Regions from separate parts of the Homo sapiens genome. Here region 1 is linked to region 2. Evidence: chromatin loops called from intact Hi-C (ENCODE). Cell type or tissue: heart left ventricle. All regions are shown on one strand.

What was found. Hi-C counts contacts between places; a loop is a spot of excess contacts. Peaks named below come from ENCODE experiments on the same cell type or tissue, not always from the same donor. Only the 100,000 strongest peaks of a DNase experiment are listed, where the experiment ranks them.
Region 1: a loop joins it to region 2, with 2.2 times the contacts of the local background. A loop is called at or near these places in 7 of 110 quality-filtered maps.

The regions. Positions count from the first base shown.
Region 1 is chr7:132,158,028-132,166,027 of GRCh38, reverse strand. PLXNA4 (plexin A4) reads left to right here. Exons shown (of 32, transcript NM_020911.2): 23 at 828-894; 24 at 1,740-1,886; 25 at 6,396-6,555. Among named protein-coding and RNA genes, the nearest start is that of PLXNA4-AS2, 99 kb to the left of the region's middle. In heart left ventricle, no CTCF peak of the experiment used is centred here; a DNase peak (open chromatin) is centred at 4,667; H3K27ac peaks cover 264 bases.
Region 2 is chr7:132,001,093-132,009,092 of GRCh38, reverse strand. No RefSeq gene overlaps it. Among named protein-coding and RNA genes, the nearest start is that of PLXNA4-AS2, 260 kb to the left of the region's middle. In heart left ventricle, CTCF peaks have their summits at 4,272 and 4,471; no DNase peak of the experiment used is centred here.

The sequences.
Region 1 (8,000 bases), 160 kb before region 2:
AGGGGGTTTCACCATGTTGGCCAGGATGGTCTTGATCTGTTGACCTCATGATCTGCCTGCCTTGGCCTCCTAAAGTGCTGGGATTACAGGCAAGAGCCACCGTGCCCAGCCGCAATAGGACAGTTTTAACACGGCTTGGGCTGAGCTGGGTATATGGCTTTATGCTGCGGCGAATGCTGGGAGCCTTTAGCTGAGGCTGTGGACTCAGTTTGGCCATCTGACCTTCTGACATGGAACCCTTCTCCTGCCACCTTTATTCCTATTCCCTGCCAAATTGGTACCTCCCCAGGATTTGGGATTTTTTTTTTTCACCCAAAAGAACACAACTAGCCTATAAAGTTCTCTAAGGTTATACTATCTAATAGGATAGCTATGAGCCACATGTGACTATTTAAATCTAAATTAGTTAAAAATAAATACAAGTTCAGTGTCAGTTCCTCAGACATGCTGCCACATTTTAAGTGCTCAGTAGCTATGTGTGGCCGGTGGTTGCCATATTAGATGGCACAGGTAGAGAAAATTTTCATCATCACAGAACGTGCAATTGGACAGCGGTGCTCTAAGGCGTTCCAGCCAAAATCCCACCCACAGCCTGCTGCCCAAAATGTCATCTTCCAGCTTTGTAGGAAAAGCTTGTCTTACCATTATGGGGGCGTCTAGGAGTCCATGAAACTCTCATATTCATTAGGATCGCAAGGTTTGGCCTAAACGCTAGAAGCAGCAAGATCAATGCACAATTCCTCCCTTGCCCTTCCCAGCCCACGGGCTCTGACCAGCTGCTTCTTTCTTTGTCTTGTTCCGTTGGTTCCCTCGGTGACTGCTGACAGGACTGAGTCAGTGGCTGAGAAGATGCTGACCAATTGGTTTACTTTCCTCCTCTACAAGTTCCTCAAGGTAGGGTTGGATGTGGACGTATTTCTGGCCTTGCCTCGTTCATTCTCTGCAGCCTGACTGGGGATCGCTCCACACCCCCGAGTCCTCCCTTACTGGGCCTGGCTCTTATAACCCCACAAGAAATGGAATTCATCCTTATCATGGACTGTCTAGGAAGACAGAGGCCTGCAGTCCATCATAGCTCCAAAGACACAGTCTTCCCAAGGCTAGTTTCCTACTGCCGGGCAAGGGATAGATGAGCCCTGAGAGGCCCTGCATGGTCCCTAAAGCTGAATCCTCCTTTGAAGTTAAAAACAATTTGCCCATTATTTCTCTGCTTTTCCTCTTCCCTCTCCCAGCCCCAGACTTACTGAGGCTGATAAGGCCCCCCGGCCGGTGCAGAAGCCGCATGTTGCGGCAGATAAGCCAAGGATGCGCCTGGGAGGTGGAAGAGGCTCAGCTTCCAATTATTAACTTATGTTCTAAGGAGTTCTTGCCACCCAGGACTGACCTCTGCCTTTGGATGGGGCCTCTGAGAGAGCGGGGTGAGGTGGGGAGGGAGAGCAGAGAGGAGGGCAGGAGGGGAGGGGAGCGGGGGAGGAAGAAAGAGCCCTGGAGAGGCGGCAGTAGGAAAGGAGAAATGGGTAGAATGGGAAAAGACCCTGTGGTCCAAAGAGCCAGGAGGAATGCCAGCCTGAAGGATGAGGAGATGGAGAGAAGGAGATTGAAGAGCTGAGTATAAAAGCAGGTGGGGGCAGGTGCAGGGACTTGGCAGGGGATGGAAGCAGCCCTTTGGAGAAGCAGGGACTGGGGGTACACTCCAGTGTTCCAAGAGCTCCTCCTAATGACGTTCTTCTCACCTCCAGGAGTGTGCTGGGGAGCCCCTCTTCTCCCTGTTCTGTGCCATCAAGCAGCAGATGGAGAAGGGCCCCATTGACGCCATCACGGGCGAGGCCCGCTACTCCTTGAGCGAGGACAAGCTCATCCGCCAGCAGATTGACTACAAAACCCTGGTGAGCCCACCCATCTGTTTCCCCTGGGGCTTTGACAGGCGGGCTTCCATCCTGGGTAGCCCTGCTCAGCAGTGGAGATGGCTGAAAGGCTGAACAGCTGCCTCTCCAGGTGTGTCTGCTGTGTGGGCCCAGCCAGGTGCTCCCGCTGTGTCCATCACCCCAGACTTCCTCTGTTCTGTTTCACCAGGGCATTTGGATTTGGGGACCAGTAGCTCAGACACATTTGAGTGACACTTCAGCCAATGAACTGGGGGTTTCTGACCACACCAGTTATAGGGTCAAAGCCCTTGACCCAGGTGAACTCTTCTGTCCTCCCAGCTTAGAGTCAACGCTTTACAGAAGAGGTCCGTGCAGGCAGAGAGTGGGGGACAGAGAGGAAAGGAAGCTAGAAAGAGTTACTCATAGCTCTGAAGCCCCCACTGCCTTCTGCTCTAAGTTCAAATACAACTGTGACCCAAGCTGTATAACGCAAGGCCAAGGTGGCCTAGTGGTGCAAGGCAGTTGTTGAAGGAACGTGGGGATCCCCTCCATCAAGGTCAGGCTCCCTCACCTGACAAAAACAGCTACCCTAGGAGGCACCAAGGCTTAGCATTCAAGAGCATGGCCTTTGGGATCAGACAGACCTGGATTTGAGCCCTGGCTCTGCCTTCGACCAACAGGGTGAATTGGGGCAGGTTCCTAATCTCTCTGAATTTGGGTCTCTTTATCTGAAAAAATGAGAACACCAACAGAACCGACTAAAGTGGGGATAATCATAGTTGCTCAGAGTGAAGTTGTGCAGAGGATCAGATGGGACAAGATGAACAGGCAGTGAAGCCCGCGTCATACTCATGCACTAGTGCTTGGTCACGCAGGCCCCGCTTGCCTCTCCCCACTGTCACCGTGCGTCCACTCGCTGCTCACTGTCCTTTCAAACCCAGGGAGCTCACTCTCGGGATTTTTTGGAGATCACAGTGATCTCCAACCAGCCCTTTTTCTCTGAGAAAGAGAGGACTTGGAAGGAGGGAGTATGAAAAGATAAAAGCTGAGTGTTGGGGGTGATATGCAAGTGGCACCCAAGAATGGAGGCAAGAGAGACAGAAGGGAACGAGGAGGACGGGGAACAGACTGAAGTTCAAACGCAGCGGTCGGGAGAGGGAGCCACAGCAGGCTGGGGCATTGTAGTACTGGGAGGGAGTGTGATTCTCAGACAACCCCTCCAACTGCTCTGAGCTGAGGGCAAATTCCAGAGCCTGTGGCTAGCTGGGGAGACAGTTCCCACCTCTGAACAAAGCCATCCCTGCTGGCTGGGAAGGCTGTGACCATGATCCACCTATCCCACTCTCATTTTCCAAAAGCCCCGGGAATCCCAGTAGACGTCTGAACAGATTTGTGGGGATTGGCTCCGTTATGAAGATTCAAAGGAGCAGCCTGTGAATGAGGCCCCTGCTTTCTGGCAGTTACCGTCTGCTTGGAAGGAGAGAGAGAGAGGCTCCGATTAAAATGGAAAAGAGGGGGAAAACCCTTCCAAAAATAGAGACCTGAATGGATTTCTTAATGAGATAGAAGTACTGCGTAAATGTCTTCCACCCTGTCTCCCCCGTTCCACTCCCTTTCTTTCCTGTCTCCTCAGCACCCTCCCAATATTGAATCCAACACAATCAGTTGTAATAATGTTCTGTCCCCAAATTGCAACATCCTTTGTTCCAGAGGCCACAGTACTGGTAGTGCACTGAGCTGATTTCAGGTGCCGCAACTTAAAGAGAATGTGAGGAAATTGGAGTGGTTCAGGGACCAGTATCCATTTAGGTGGGAACACTTGAGGACAGGAGCAGTGAGGAAAGAGGAAAGAAACTGCAATTGTTTTGCCTGGAGAAGAAACGGCCACAGGGAGCTTTAATAGCCACCTTCAGGCCTGGGGAAAGTATTTGCACATGTGCAGGGGAGCAGCCCCCTCAGGGTGTGGACAGATGGCAAGAAATCGTGCAGGACAGCAGCACACAGGGCGTGCAGACGAGTCCTGGAACTCGGCGGTGGCTGGAGGAGCCCAGAGTGCTATGGACCTGCTAAAAGTAGCCTTGTCTTGGGCAGGAGAGAGAACCACGGAGAGGCTCTAAGAGGCTTGGGGAGAAAGCGAGTGTACCACTTTGCAGTCAGGTGTGCCTCTAGGGGTTTAGTGATTTATTGGATTGATGCTGGAGCTTGGACTGGTGTGGCCAAGGACCATGCCAGTGGGAGCACCCTAGTACCAACATCAGCAACATCTGGGTGCAGAGTGCAAGATGCCTACCTAGAAGCCCACTAGAGCACTGGGTACCCACGTGGGAGCCTGGAACCAGGCAATGCTAGATGCCTACCTGGTAGCCTGTCAGAGCACTAAATGCCCACCTGGGAGCTTGCCAGAGCGCTAGGTGCCCGCCCGGGAGCCTGCCAGAGCGCTAGGTGCCCGCCCGGGAGCCTGCCAGGGTGCTAGGTGCCCGCCCGGGAGCCTGCTAGAGTTCTAGATGCGCACCTGGAAGCCTGCTAGAGCGCTAGATGCCCACCGGGGAACCTGGGAGCACTAGCTAGTTGCCTGGGAACCTGGAAAAATGCAGAATCTCAGGCCCCATCCCAGACCTCCTAGATCAGATTTTGTATCTCAACAAAGCCCCCAAGTGCTTCTATTCACATTAGCGTTTGAGAGGCACTTCCCTGGCAGAGAAATCATGAGGCAGCTTGTCCACAAACTAGCCAAGGAGCATGGAGGAAGGGAACCTGTGGGTGGAGCTCTAGCTTGGCCAGTGGCCAGGGGCTCTGTCCTTCTGTGGGGCCACTGCTTCCACTTTAGAACGCCAACTCCTGCCCTGAAGTGCACCATGGAGTTGTTCTCATGAGGCCACGCTGAATTCCTGCGGCAATTAGAAATGCCAGGGGATTACGTTTAGGTGGCAGCCTCTGCCCCATGGGTCCCTCAGAGGAGGAAGCCCAGGGCAAGCTGTGTTGCTGTCTTGGGAAGGCTGAGCTGCCCCACCAGGGCCCAGAGGACAGGACAGCAGGGGCTGCCAGAACAGCCCAAGGGTCAGGCTTTGCCTGGCTGCTGAGCAGAGGGAAGGGGCCAGAAGACTCTTAGAAGGAGGGGAGAGCTGGGAGGAGGCACACATGGAGCGCTTGAGGCAGCAGTCTCTCCACCATTGTTTTCAGGTTAGGGCATTTTGAGTGTGAAAGTTTGGTTTTATAGATTTCAGGGGTTTTTTTTTCTTCCCCTTCTTAATGGAATAAGCATGTTCGCATTTGAGCTCATAGCAGTCTAGTTGCTAATGAAAGGCAGGTGCCCAGAGCCCAGGGTTCTGATTGCCACCACATGCAGCAAGAAGGGGGTGGAGTGGGAGAGAGACTGCTGTCTGGCTCTGCAAACCAGATGGGACAATTGGGAAATGCTTATGGGGGCACAGAGGGAGTGAAAGTTCCGAGAAGGAGAGAGACACACAGAGGGCTCTCTGGCAGCAGGGCCCGAGGGAGAGTTCGGGAGCCCAGAAGGGGAGGGCCACTTGGCATCAGTACCCCTAGGATGCCCAGCCTCTCTGCCTTGGATCTTGTGCCCTCACTTACTCCAGTACGCACAGCACCCACCCCGTTCCCCTCCAGTCCACCCAGGAGCCCACACGGTGCCGTCGATGTAGAAAGATCCCACTGTGAGAACAGCAAGAGAAGAAAAGCCTTGTTCTTTTTAAAGGAAAAGCCCAGAACTTTTTAAAGGAAAAAAAATAAAAAGATAATTTGGTGAAGCAGTTTCAACTTTTCCTACTAGTTCCAAAAGGAGAAATGGAGGCCCTGAACTATGCAGTCGCCTCTTCCCCCAACACAGGGGCCCTATTCAGGGCCACGAAAGAATCTCAGGTGTCCTGAACCTGCAATCTTTAAAGGGCATCTTTTTATTTTTAAAGAATACATTAAGTGTCTTATAGATTTGCCAACCTCTAATCAGGTGAATGAAACCTTCATAAAAATTGAAGCTTGTGAAATATTTGGAGAAAGAAGCCAGATTCCTATTAGTTCTGTGTGTGTGTGTCCAAGAAGGAGTGACAAGAAGGAGACAGACAAACATGGATGGGCAGGGGGTTTCAGAAGTGGGCGAGGGTCTGGGTGTGCCGCTGAGACACTGCCTCCTGTATGCATGTGAGAGAGATAGCACGTGTGCATGCATGCACTGGTGTCTGTTCTGTTGCAAATTTCCCCTCACTGCTTCCACATGCTTGGGCATTGTCCCTTTGAAAAATCAGGATTTTAATGAAGTTTGTTCTGACAGGGAGTGAAGTGTGCAGCTCGCACTCCCTCAAGGACATTGAAGCCAAGGCATTGTCCTGCTTGCCTGGACAGGAAAGGGCAGTGGGCTTGGTGGGAGCACAGATGGCCTGGAGCCACCCTACTCCTCCCTAGCCCATCCTGGAGAGGATGAGCCATTCAGGACGGAATCCCAGGGTGCTGCTGGGGATCTAGGAGCTTTTCCTGCTACCCCATTTCATATGCTTCCTCTCCCCACCTTTCCTTCAGGTCCTGAGCTGTGTCAGCCCAGACAATGCCAACAGCCCCGAGGTCCCAGTAAAGATCCTCAACTGTGACACCATCACTCAGGTCAAGGAGAAGATTCTGGATGCCATCTTCAAGAATGTGCCTTGCTCCCACCGGCCCAAAGCTGCAGATATGGATCTGGGTGAGTAGGCTGTCCACCCAGGGGCTGTCCTTGTGGCTGCTCCTGAACACACCTCACCTTCTCCTGTCAGCAGAGGCAGGGCTGGGGTAGAGATCTGAGGGGAATAATCACTGGCTGGAGGGAGTCAGGCATGGCTGGACCCCCGCAGGAGCCCATGGGGTTGCCTTCCTGGCCTGCTTGGAATTGACCAGAGCTGGTCAGTGAACAGTTTGCAGAGAGGGGTCCACGGGCCACTTGGTAGTCTGTTGGTGATCTGCCTGGCAGGACATGCCTCTGGGGTCCTTTGAATAGCAGAGGGGTGGGAAATGAAGGAGTCATATCTGGAAAGAAGGGGATTTAAGGGCAGAGTCCGCTTGTCTGAGCTCCTGCGGCCCAAGGTCCTGCCACCGCCTCTGTTGTTGCCTGAGGCTCTTCCCTTCTGCTCAGTTCCATGCCTATAATTTTTGCTGAATACCTACAGCTTGAGGGATCTGGGTCAGTGATAGAGAATGGAGAGAAAGTATAGGGAAAATGAGATTTGAAAGCCTGCTGGAGAGAAGTCTGACATTTTAGCTGTTACATGAATATATCTCCCAGCCTCTATAAACAAGGGCATGCTGGTTAGGGCCACCTGTACTTAGAGCCAGTTATGGTTTGCATAAGCATTTCATAGGATGCCATCCTGGGGAAATCCTCATGGGGAGCCCCAGGATCTGAAGAGGCCAGTGGGGAAGAGAGGTGGTTCCAGCCTTGAGGGCCAGCATCAAACACATCTAGATTTGAGTCCTGGTGCCGTCAAGTCCTAGCTGTGTGTCCCTGGTCAAGTAACCTGTGTATGCCTTAGTTTCCTAGCTATAAATGGAGATAATCATAGTGCCTGCCTTGTAGTAAGAATTCAGTGAGATCATGCATGTAAAAGCGTCTTTAATGCAGTGTGTGATCCATTGTACACATTCAGTAAGTATTGGCTGCTGTCACTGATTATGAGGATAATACAAGGATACTGTCTGTGCCTGTTTGTTGATGCTGGCCATGGAGGGAGAAGCATTGATGTGTGTATGTGCTCGTATCTGGAGATTCCTGGTAACATAGTGGTGGGAGGACCCCTCAGACACCTCTAATCCATCCATCTGGCCTCTAAGCTGGCTTTGGCTAAGCCATCCAAGACAGACGGGCATCTATGCTATTTTCTAGAATCCAGAGGGAATTTTCATTGCCTCCCACTGCCTCACCCCACTCCCTCTGAATTCTGATGTCTAAAGAGTCTTAGGATCAGGAAGTTGTAGTAACTCCTCTAAATTCTCACTTCTTCATTTAACCCCATTTCCTCTCTCTTGGCTCTTGGCTGAAGGTGTTTGGCCCTGTGCTCTGAGCTTGGATATTGAGGGAGGGAGATTCGGTGAGCATGTGTCTCCCTCCACTGTGGAGGTGTCTCTGAGTATGCTGTTTCTGGGACACAGAGGAAG
Region 2 (8,000 bases):
CAGGATATAAAAGGAAAAATCTTCAGTGAAATAGATAGCATAAATAAAAAACAATCACAACTTCTGGAAAGCAAGAACACACTTAGATAAATGCAAAATGTACTGGAAAGTCTCAGCAACAGAATCAAACAAGGAGAGGAAAGAACTTCAGAACTCAAAGACAAGGCTTTTGAATTAACCTAATCCGTCAAAGGCAAAGAAAAAATAATCTTAAAAAATGAACAAAGCCACCAAGAAGTTTGGGACTATGTTAAATGCCCAAATCTAAGAATAATTGATGTTTCCAAAGAAGAAGAGAAATCTAAAAGTTTGGAAAACATATTGAGGGAATAATCAAGGAAAACTTCCCCAGCCTTGCCAGAGATCTAGACATCCAAATACAAGAAGCTCAAAGAACACCTGGGAAATTCATCACAAAAACAACATTGCATAGGCACATAGTCATCAGGTTATCTAAAGTCAAGACAAGGAAAGAATCTTAAGAGCTGTGAGGCAAAAGCATCAGGTAACCTATGAAGGAAAACCTATTAGATTAACAGCAGATTTCTCAGCAGAAACCCTACAAGCTTAGAAGGGATTGGGGTCTGACTTTTAGCCTCCTTAAACAAAATAATTATCCACCAAGAATTTTGTATCCAACAAAACTAAGCTTCATAAATGAAGGAAAGATACAGACTTTTCCAGACAAACAAATGCTGAGAGAATTCGCCACTACCAAGCCAGCACTATAGGAACTGCTAAAATGAGCTCTAAATCTTAAAACAAATCCTCAAAATCTTAAAACAAATCCTCAAAATACAACAAAATAGAACCTCCTTAAAGCATAAATCTCACAGGACCTATATTACAATAACACAATGAAAAAAAGGTATTAAGGCAACAAATAGCACAATGAATAGAATAATACTTCACATTTCAATACTAACATTGAATGTAAATAGCCTAAATGCTCCACTTAAAAGATACAGAATGGCAGAATGGATAAGAATTCACCAACCACATTCCTGCTGTCTTCAGGAGACTCACCCAACACATAAAGACTCACATAAATTTAAGGTAAAGGGGTGGAAAAAGATATTCCATGCAAACGGACACCAAAAGTGAGCAGAAGTAGCTATTCTTATATCAGACAAAACAAACTTTAAAGCAACAGCAGTTCAAAAAGACAAACACGGACATTATATAATGATAAAAGGACTAGTCCAACAGGAAAATATCACAATCCTAAATATATATGCACCTAACACTGGAGCTCCCAAATTTATAAAACAATTACTATTAGACCTAAGAAATGAGATAGACAGCAACACAATAATGTCGGGGGTCTTTAATACTCCACTGGCAGCACTAGACAGGTCATCAAGACAGAAGGTCAACAAAGAAACAATGGTACTGTGTGTGGTATTGGCATAATGATAGACAAATAGATAAACTGAATAGAACAGAAAGTTCAAAACTGGAGCAAGATATATTCAGTCAGTTAATTTTCAATCAAGTTGCCAGGTCAGTTTGAAGGGGAAAGAATTATCTTTTGAACAAATTGTGCTGAAACTGCTGAATATTCACAAAGATAAAAAGATCTTCGATCCTTACCTCACTCTCCACATGAAAATCAATTTGAGATTTGACGAAAACCTAAATATAGAAGCTAGAAATATAAAGCCTCTAAAAGAAAGCACAGAAAAACATCTTTCCAACTTTAGGGCAGCAAAGATTCCCTAGGACACAAAAAGGAATAATCTTAAGATTGAAAAATTGGTAAATGAGAGTACATAAAAGTTAAAAATTTCTTCTCATCAAAGACAATATTGATAAAGTGAATAGGCAAGCCACCAGCTGGGAAATAATATTCTCCACATATCTGAAAAAGAAATTGTATCCAGAATATATAAACTCTTGAAAGTTTATAGCAAAAAGACAAACACAACTCAATTTTAAAGCATGTTTTATAATTTTTTAAAGGGAATATCCAATAAGTATATAAAAAGCAAGTTTAAAAGGGGTTCAACACTATTGGCCGTCCGGAAAAAACACATATATATATGATATGATTTCCCTCCTACTAGAATGGCTAAAATAAAACATATTGGCAATTTCAACTTTTGGCAAAGATATGAAGCAACTGAAACTCATATATCTCTGATTGACATGTAAAATGCACAAGTCTGGATATTCATATAAAACTAACATACATCTATCCTCTGTCCCAGATATTACATGTCTAGGTATTTACCCCAGAAAAATGAAAACGTATGTCACAAAAAAATAGAAAATATTTGTCAATTGTATATGGATGTTTATAACAGCTTTATTTGTAAGAGCCTAAAATTTGAAACAACTCAAATGTTCATCAACAGGAGAATGGATAAACTGGTATATTTATAAAACAGAAAACTACTCAGCCAAAGAAAGGAATAAACCAGTGATACATATAAAAATACGGATCAATCTTAATAACATTGTGTCATACAAAAATAAAATCTAGACAAAAAGAATGTGTTTATTGGATTCCTTTCATATGAAGTCTAGGAACAAGCAAAAGAAATCAATGATGATAAAACTACATTAAAATCTAACATTGGATAATAAACAAAACGTGATAAATCTACTTTATAGAATATATTTAAGCCATTAAAATTATATGTATGAAGATTATATAACAAGCTGAGGACATATTTATACTGTAATCTTTTACATTCCTATAAATATATACATATATGTTCCCAACACAAAGAAACGACAAATGTTTAAGGTCATGGATATTCCAATTACCCTGATTTGATCACTACACTCACATTGTATGCATGTATCAAAATATCACAAGTACCCCAGAAAGACATACAATCATTATGTACCAATTTTTTTAATTAATTTAAAAATACACACAAAAAAATAATAGAAGGAGATAAACCATAATGATAAATTGTTCTTGTGTTGGTTTTGTAGAGTTATTTCTTTCTCTTTTCAGTTTGGTCATTTAAATTTTAATATTTTTCTTTTTTAAAATATCCATTTTTTTCAGTTTTTCTTTTTCTTGATATTTTTGTAATATTATATTTTTCTATTCAAGAATAAGGTATTTCTGATTATTCATGCATCATTTATGCCCTTCGGTCATTTTCTCCTTTGTTTAAATTGGTTTTTTACTGCACAAGAAATCTATGACTCACTTTTCATTATTTTTCTTATGCAGTCCTTTCTCAGTATCCAAAGGGAATTGGTTCTAGGATGCTCATCAATACCAAAATTTACACCCATCAATACCAAAATTTACTCTTATATAAAAGGTCATAGTATTTGCGTATAACCTACACACATCCTCCCATATACTTTAAGTAATCTCTAGATTACTTACATACATAATACAATGTTAATACTATGTAAGTAGTTATTTCATAATTATTTTAATTGTATTATTTTTCAAAATGTATTTTTAATTTTTTTTCCAACTATTTCAATCTAAGTTGGTTGAATCCACGGATGTAGAATCTACAGACATGCAGGGCCCAACTGCATATAAAAGGAACTCTGTTTTACCCCATGGTTCTTAATTTCTAGAAAATAAATTTTTAAACTGGGTTTTAATTTATGAATATAATAAATGGAATAGGTCTTTCCAGTGACTCAATACTCATGCCTACAGATCGAGTCATCATATGTAACAAAATGTTATATTATTAGTGGAAAAAATTAAATAGATTTACTTTGAAAACATCTGAAAACATCAGCAGTGTTATTCTCTGGGCAGTGAGATAAGGCTAACTTCCTTTGCCTTGCCTGCTTTTTCCCACAGTGAACATGTATCATTTTATGGTAAATATAAATGGCAAAATTAAATCCTCATTTCAGGCTGAAGCCCTCCCAAAGCCCTGGGCCAACCCTGATCCCCACCAGGGTCAGGGAAACACAGAGCTCCCTAGGCCTGAAGCTTCTCCATTGCCCACTGCATCTCCCTCCTGATAGTCTCTGACTTAATGCTCTACTTCTGGTCACCAAGGCTTCAACTTCCTCTTCCTGGGCTACTCCCTGGACCTTAATAACCTGAAGCTCTGGAGCTTCCTCTTCTGGCTCTCAGCCTTGCTCCTGCCAGACCCACTGTCCACATAGCCATGGTGGGGGATCACTTTGTGCAGGTAGTGCACAAAGTCCAGTAAGTACAGGAAGAAAGGACCCTCAGACTGGCTCTCCCACTTGGTGTCTGGGCTCCTTGGTGTCACGCAGGCAGCTAGACCAATAGCTCCACCTACCTTCCCTCCCCTAAGCCCCAGCACCAAGAGCTTGCTGAGCCATCACAGCTCCTGTTCCTGCCAGACCTTTATTAACCATGACAAGGGTTTGGAAAGCCTGCGAAACATCATAATCTCTCCTGTCTCCCTGTAGAAGCAAATAGAGTTAAAAGAGGCTGTGAGGGTGGAGTGGTGGCAGATGCATCCCTGGAGAGCCCGGCTCCAGCCAGCCTTTCTCCTTGATTGTGTCTCCCCCTCTCGGCTCAGATCTTCTCGCAGGAGTCTGGCCAAACCTGCTGAAGAGGAGCTAAAGAGGTGACTGCAAATTGAAATGAACATGCTGCTGAAAAGAATTCAGAGCAGTGACAAATCGCTTTATGGGGCCCCAGCGTATTGCAGACAGCTGAGGACTCTCTCCCCACGCACCAGAGTATAAATTCGAGGTATGTGTTCCTCACCCCTCCCTCCTCCTAACCCCAGGAGTACTTCAAAACAGGGAGAATGACCAAGCCCAAAGAGGAGGGGGAAGGAATCACTCAAATTAGAGGGAATCTTATTAAAATATGGCTCTTCACTAGCTATTCAATCACTAATTTACTTTTCCTCCTCACTTTAATTTTGATGCTGGTGTCTTGCTTAATCAACTCTGTCACCAGGGCCCCACGGTGCCAAAGAAGGACTCACCAGGAGTTTCCTTCTCCAGGTTCCAGCCAGTTTGACAGGTAGGCTCTCCATGGCCAGCTGCATGGGTAATGGCCTGAGCCCATCTCGGTCCCTTGAGGATACACTGAGACACACTGTAATTCTCTAACCACTGGCCAAGGGGCCCAGCTAGCAAGACAGCCAGAAAGTCTAGATTATTGCTTTCCTTCTCTGACAGCATAATAAATTCCCTTCTCTCTACATTCTTACACGTATAGGAAGTTCATCAGGAAGACTCTGGCAGGTGGGAGAGATGGATCACCAGTGTTGTTTCTGGATATGCCACCTGGGAAATCATTTGTCCACTCACTCATTCAGTCATACAGGGACTATTTGCTTGTAACTGGCCTGCGTTAGACCAGGAGGGGAGGAAGTTCAAAAGAAGTATAAATTATGGGTCCTACACTTGAGACATTTATGGTTTTAGTTGAAAAGGTGTGATATTCTCTTATAAAAACAAGTCAAGATTTGGTGTTCCGAAGAAAATCTCTAGGTGAGGGAAGCCCATTTTCTTAGATGTTATTGGCCATGTTTCCCCTCCTCATTTCTGGGACCATCTGGCATATCTGAAAGGTGCACTGAGGAACCACAGTGGAGCCACCAGCGAGTGGAGCTTTGGGAGAAGACAAAAGGTCCAAGTCTCTTCCTCTGCCTGGCTTTCTCCATCCCCTCTCCTGAAATGAAGGGATAAGGGAGCAGCAGAAAATGTACTAGGGAAGAGAAGCTCCCATTTCACCTCCTCCCCACTCCACCCCACAGAGGAGGAAGATTGATCCATGCTGGTTGGATTGATTGTTTTGCCTGGGCCAAACTGGGACATGGAGCCACACTGCCCTAACAGTGGGCTGGGGTCTGCCTCCTGGTCTACACTGCATTGGGGATGCTTTGACAGGGTGCTTCATATTCCTCTTTCACTTCAGCTTATGTGGCAGAATAGTGCTCTGCCCCAAGACCCACTCCCCTTGAGCAAGCCCAATCATCTTGTCCTCTTCTCTCTCTTCCTTCCACATAGGAAAGAAAGAAGATTTCATGACCTGAGGTTGATTTTTTGTATAAATAATGGCTGGTGTGGGGATGGAGAGAAACACATAAGCCACAAGTGTGACTGCTTCCTCCAGGCTAACTTACAAAAGCCCTCTGATTTGGGGCCGGGGGTCCACCCTCAGTAGCAATAAAGTGACATTTTGTTTTCCTTTTCCAATTTTCATCTTATACTTCTTTCTCTAGGAGATTCATGAGGACGAGTGCTGTAATCGTGGGCAGGATCTCAGTATTCCAGGGTCTTCTGTCCAAAGGCCACCCAGGAGTTCCTGATACCTTCTGCAAATGGAAAGCCTAGGAGACCAGGCTAGGACCAAATGACTCATCCAGTGTGCCTCCTGCTGTGGGCCTGTCCTGACAGTATTTTCAGGGCTCTACCCTAACAGAACTTCCTTGCCATGTGCTCAGTATCTGAGACAACCTTTTCTAGATTACCCAATTTATCTCATCTCTTATTTTTATTCATCTATTTTTAACCTACCTTGGCAATCAACATTGATGCCCTCTAGTTAAAACACACACACACACACACATACACACACACACACACATACACACACACACACACACACAACCCTAATGCCTTTCGGTAGCACTTAGAATAAAATCTGATCTCACCATAGCCTATATGGTAGATTAATTGTATTGTTGATCTCAACATCTGTTGCTCCTCTCTATGGGAAACATACATTCAGACACCAATGACATCACACTTGGCTGTATAATTTGCTTTGGCCAATGGCATTGGCACATCCACTTCCATGCAGACACTTTAAGGCCATTATGTGGTTCTCCACTTTCTCTTTTCCCTCTTCCAGAACACCAGAAATGTCTCAGATAGGAGCTATTCCATTCACTTGAGTCCTATAGTGGAGAAAGTGTGTAACTGACTCACAATGGACCTGCAGCATGACTGATAAGTAAATGTGTTCATTGTATGCTACTGAAATTCGAGGGTCATTTGTCATCATGTGCTTTAGCCTAATCTGAATTATAATTTTCTGCAATGTGATCTAACCCCTGACCACTTCTCCAATCTCATAGCCTACTTTCCATCCCCTCACCTGCTCCACACCACACACTCTGACCTGTCTCTGAACACACCAAGCTTGTTCTCACCTCAAAGCCTTTGCACATGCTGCTCCCTCTGCCTGGAATGCTTTTCCCTGACATTTTCACCTGGCTGGTTCTTTTCATTTTTCAGATCTTGGTTCAAATGTTACCTTCTTAAGAAAGGTCTTTTCTGAACCCATATCTAAGGTAATCTCCCACTCACTTTCTCTCACGTTTTCCTGTTTTATTTTGCTTTTGTTCCTGGGTTTGTTTTCCCTTATTGGAAAGACACTTTATGAGAGTAGAGACCTTGTTCATCATATTTAATGCTCTATCTCTGACACTAGAAAGTCACCTGATACATAGAGAATAAATGTGTGTTTGCTAAATGAATCTCTCTCCTAAATTTTAAATGCATTCAACCTCCAACTGGATACATTTTCCTAGAAGTTCTCACACTCAACAAATCTGAAGCAGAATTGATAATTCTGTCCTCTCGTCCCTTAACCCCACCTCCTCCTCACCCTGTGCTCCCTGATGGACACTGCCCAAATCGGAAACCCCAGGAAATGTTCCCTTCCCCTCTCCCTGACCTCCCCCACCCTCAATCAGTCACCAGGCTGATTGTCTCTTTAAATCTCTCTCCAATCTGCTTCGTCTCCATTACCATGCACCTGCCCTCACTCAGACCCTCATCATCCCTTGCCTGGATTATCACAATCTTTGCAGAACAGGGTTCCTTGTTTCCAATTTTCTCCTCTCCCATCTGTGCAGCACACTGCCACCAGAATTATCTTTCTAAAATCTAATCATGTCACTCCCCTGTTTAGAAGGATTTCAAAGGAGCTGCAGGATAAAACTTAACTCCTTGGAGGCTGGGCCATACTTTTGCTTTTTTTGCTCCTGCCAGCCCTGACTCCCAGCATGTCTCCCACCCCTGTTTGCCCCTTGCCCCATCCAGCCATTCTGAAGCAGAGC